2 separate regions of the Homo sapiens genome follow, and region 2 is linked to region 1. Evidence: read pairs that join two places in POLR2A ChIA-PET (ENCODE). Cell type or tissue: IMR-90. All regions are shown on one strand.

The links. Peaks named below come from ENCODE experiments on the same cell type or tissue, not always from the same donor. Only the 100,000 strongest peaks of a DNase experiment are listed, where the experiment ranks them.
Region 2: POLR2A ChIA-PET joins it to region 1 with 7 read pairs; 2 of 35 experiments call an interaction of 5 or more read pairs at or near these places.

The regions. Positions count from the first base shown.
Region 1 is chr15:69,153,343-69,155,842 of GRCh38, forward strand. No RefSeq gene overlaps it. Among named protein-coding and RNA genes, the nearest start is that of GLCE, 6.0 kb to the right of the region's middle. In IMR-90, no CTCF peak of the experiment used is centred here; a DNase peak (open chromatin) is centred at 1,549.
Region 2 is chr15:69,325,554-69,328,053 of GRCh38, forward strand. All of the region lies in intron 1 of PAQR5 (progestin and adipoQ receptor family member 5), which reads left to right. Among named protein-coding and RNA genes, the nearest start is that of PAQR5, 28 kb to the left of the region's middle. In IMR-90, no CTCF peak of the experiment used is centred here; no DNase peak of the experiment used is centred here.

The DNA.
Region 1 (2,500 bases):
CAGGGACTTAATGAGACTGGGATTAGGCCCCCTGATATATGATCTGATAGCATCATAATTTTATTATTTTTTCTTTTTTTAAAAAATTATACTTTAAGTTCTGGGATACATGTGCAGAACGTGCAGGTTTGTTACACAGGTATACACGTGCCATGGTGGTTTGCTGCATCCATCAACCCATCATTTACATCAACATTAGATATTTCTCCTAATGCTATCCCTCCCCTAGCCCCCCACTCCCCGACAGGCCCTGGTGTGTGATGTTCCCCTCCCTGTGTCCATGTGTTCTCATTGTTCAACTCCCACTTATGAGTGAGAACCTGCGGTGTTTAGTTTTCTGTTCTTGCGTTAGTTTGCTGAGAATGATGGCTTCCAGCTTCACTCATGTCTCTGCCAAGGACATGAACTCATCCTTTTTAATGGCTACATAGTATTCCATGGTGTATATGTGCCACATTTTCTTTATCCAGTCTATCACTGATGGGCATTTGAGCACAAGTAATTTTCATAGCACTTCTCATAGTTGTGCTTAGTTATTTATTTCACAGAAGTATACTTCATTAATTTTAGTCTTCACACTGTCTTGTCTATTATTTTGTATCAAACATCTATCAGAGTGCTGGGCTCATAGTAAATATCTGTGGAATGTATACATAACCAATCTTAAATACTAAATCTCAAAGTCAAAACTTCATCAAGAGTCCCCTTGCAGTTTGGTAATAAGCTGATTAGCTCTGCCTTGCTGAGTGGTCACCTACTGTGAAGGTAATTCCATCTTGGACAGAATCTGTACTTGGGTTGTGCCCTCATTGTCTCATGTCTAGGATTTCCCCACTTCAGCTCATGAGATCATACCAGAATAATCTTCCCCTAAACTCTGGTTTGACCAGGTCATTCTTCTGCTCAAAAGCCTCTGATGGATTGGAGTTGGCTACAGAATAAAGTTCAGACTCTACAGAATAAAGTTCAGACTCCACCTGGCCTTCTTTAAGCCCTTTTGTATGTTGATCCTGACCTCTATTTCTATATTAACTTCCTTTCTGAGATGAATTGTTCCTTCCACCAGACATTTTTACTCACTGACTTTAAGCTTTTGTTTACATTATTTTCTCTATCCAGAAGCACCTCCTATCCTTCTGTTTATAAAACTCATATTCCATCTTCTAAGAGAACAACTCATATTCTGAGAGAACAACTCATATTCCATCTTCTCTGTGCAATAGTCTCAGGCCACTAGTGTTAGGACTCTTTCAGGTGCAAGTGGTGAGACTGATCTCAAATTGCTCTAAGTAAAAAAGAGAACTTACTCTTAATACATGCAAGGTACTGTGTATTTCGAATTTTCCTTTAGTCTGCATGAGTTCTCCCCCACCCCCCGCAAAGGAAAATGGAGATATTTTACCTATTCCTGTGATAACAGTATCTCAGTTTTCCTTTGTGGAACCACCCACGTCTCACGCTCCATTCATGCAGTTCCATGAGGCTGACCTCACCCATGGGCTCCAGGAGTGGAAGTTTTTTCTATCTCTGGGGGAAGTCCTCTCTCCATCTGCTTCCTTCTTCCTACAGCTTCTGGCAAGATCTGTAGCTTATACTTGCATTCTTACACGTAGGAGTCATCCAATAAGTATTTGTTCATTATATTTCAGAATGGGGGGTTGAGGGAAGGGTGGAAGACTCAGATTTTCTCTGGGATTGTGTAGTTCAAAAACTTAAATTTGCCCTCACTGCTAAAGGAAATCGAAGGTCAACACGTCTGTGTTATGGCATTTGAATCATGGAGATCCAAATGTATCTCAAATATATTTTCTTAGCTATAAGTTATCTCCTGGTCAATTTGGAAATCATTCAACTCTTTGTATGTATGGCCCATCTATATGGCTCTTATATATGTAAAATGAAGTTATACAGGCAATGTACATAACTCAGCCAGCTGGTCTCCTTTTTATGGGGATTTTGCTCATTTTTAATTTAATAAAGAAATCATTCTTTCACTGAATTTTAATTCACGATGATAAGACTTCAGAAATATAGTATTATATTCAGAAAGAATTTCAGTCTTCTTGCTGTCAAACACCTCTTGCTCTCACATGGGCACTTTAATGTTGTCAGGATGTAAATTCTATTTTGACAGAGTCCTTATAGATGGAATTTTCAACTTTTTATTCTTAGCTAATATGGATGGGTAAGAGGATGTTTGAGTTTTCTCTTCTGTTTTCATAAAAACATACTTTCCCACAAGACTAGATGAAAACAGTCTGGTTGTGAAGCATTCTAAGGTTTGGAGAGACAAAGTTTTCTCTGCTCCTCAAGACCTACTGTTAACTATCTCCAAATGGCTCTGCGGTTATTGTTATCTCTAATTGCTGTGATGCTTTGGAGAGTCTGAAGGCACTGGAATCGTTGTTTCCACCAAGAAATGGTTTCTTCTACTTACTTTTGGTGCAGTTCCAGTTGAGTTTCCGATGTAAAGAGTTATGGCTACAGAGCCATTGTCCTT
Region 2 (2,500 bases), 170 kb after region 1:
GGACATATAGTAGGTATTCAGGAAATGTGTGCTGAATGAATGAATGAATGAATGAATGAATGAATGAATGAATGATCAAGCATATTCCTGCCCACTCTCCACTTCTGCTACCAGCCCCAGGGCAGGTGCAAACTCGGAACTACATTAACCCAAGCAGCCTACCAAGTTCGCTGCCTCTCACCTGGCTGGTTCCTGACCACTCCCCAAACACGTGACCCCTCCTGTCTCCTTAAGCCTCATCTACCTCTCCACCCACCGCAGTTTCTACGCACAGCCATCTGCCCGGGAAACTAAGGTTCTGGGTGAACGCTTATCATCACCTCTACCACATCATCCCATGAACCTGGCTTTTTCTTCTCCCTTGGGCTCCCCTGTCTGTGTTCCTCTCCTTGGTGGGACCTCAGGTATTCCCTGGGGCTTTGAAAGCCACTTTTCTCTCCCTCTGAAATGTATCTGTAGCCTCAACTTCTCCTCCAAGATGCAGTCACATTTTTTTTTAACTGCAAATACATGCAAATCAAACTCAACTTGTCTGAAAACTGTCCTGGTTTTCCTCACTTTCTTCATCATTTCCCATTGATGTCGTCATTTTCCAGTGCCTGGGAAATGGTGCTCCAAAGACGCCAGCCAAATTTGCCTGTTTCTCTGTGATCAGACACCTGACTTTTATCACCAGGGCTCCAAACTCCCCAAAGCTCCCAGCCAAGCCTGGCAGGAGTAGTGAGGCCTCAGCAAACCTAAGGGTGAGTATCCATGTGAAGAAGCTGTGTTTCCTGGGCTGCATCCCGTTCTTTCCATGTGCAGATTCAGCCCAGGGCTGTTAGATCTTCAGATTTATCAAAAGAAACTGGGAGCGGGGTTTTTATGTTGACAGCTCTTTGTCTTTTTTTTTTTTTTTTTGAGATAGGCTCTCACTCTGTTGCACAGTCTGGAGTGCAATGGCATAATCTTGGCTCACTGCAATCTCTGCCTCCCAGGTTCAAGCAATTCTCCCTGCCTCAGACTCCTGATTAGCTGAGATTACAGGTGCCCGCCACCACATCTGTCTAATTTTTGTATTTTTAGTAGAGACGGGGTTTTGCCATGTTGGCCAGGCTGGTCTCAAACTCCTGACCTCAGGTGATCTGCCTGCCTCGGCCTCCCAAAGTGCTGGGATTACAGGCGTGAGCCACCGCACCTGGCCTTTTGTTTTCTTAATAGACTTTATGTTTTAGAGCAGATGTAGGTTTATAGAAAAATTGTGCAGAAGGTAATTTCCATTCCCTCCCTCCCCACCCCCGTTATTAACATCTTGCGTTAGTGTGTATGATGAACAAACATGGATGCATTGTTATTAACTATTGTCCCTCCTTTACATTAGGCCTCATGCTTTATGTTGTGCATTCTATGGACTTTGACAAATGCTTAATGTCATGTTTCCACCATTACAGTATCATGCTGGGTTTTTTTTTTAGATGAGGTTTTGCTCTGTTGCCTGGGCTTGAGTGCAGTGGCAGTAACATGGCTCACTGCAACCTCGACCTCAGGCTCATGTGATTCTCCTGCCTCAGCCTCCCTAGTAGCTGGGGCTACAGGCATGCACCACCACACTTGGCTAATTTCTTTATTATTATTATTATTATTTGTAGAGATGGAGTCTCACTATGTTGCCCAGGCTGGTCTTGAACTCCTGGACTCAAGTGATCTTCCCGCCTCAGCCTCCCAAAGTGCTTACAGGTGTGAGCCACTGCGCCCACCACATGCGGATTGTTTTGTAAACACTTTAGGCATCAGAAGTCTCTGCTTTCTACGCTCTTTCATCCTAGTGTGCCCCTCCTTCTCATTGTAGCTACCCCACAGTATTCAGCTCTTTCCCCCTCTCTCCACTCCTTAGAGCTTCCTGTCCCTACACATGGTCATCCTTTCATTTGTGTCATCTTTCTACCAAACTCTAAGCTCCTGGAGGCATTTGGAGGTTTAATTTAGAAGTCTCAGTCTCCCCAGTGCCTAGGGTGCTTTTGAGATTCACTAACATTCACCTGCAGGCATATTAAGCAAGTGCCTGCAGGTGTGTTGGCTCTGAGGCTTCCAGGAAGATGCTTTTAGGTCCTGTTGACAACAGAGAAAGTGAGAGCATGTGGCAAGGGATGAAGACTTGGGCACATCTCCAGTGGCAGTGGCTGCAGGGAGGAGAGAGGAGGTTTTCCAGCAAGAACAGTTTTAGAGAGAGGAGAGGTGAGGGGACAAACAGCTTTGAGTGGGAGGATGCTTGAATCCTTGGGAGCTGCCCCATAGAATGCCCAAGTTGGGATCTCAGACTCCCAGGGCCCTCACCTACCAGAGTCAAGCGATTCTCCTGCCTCAGCCTCCCGAGTAGTTGGGATTACAGGCTCCTGCCACCACACCCGGCTAATTTTTTTGTATTTTTAGTAGAGACAGGGTTTCACCATGTTGGCCAGGCTGGTCTCAAATTCCTGACCTCAGGTGATCTGCCAGCCTCAGCCTCCCAAAGTGCTGGGAT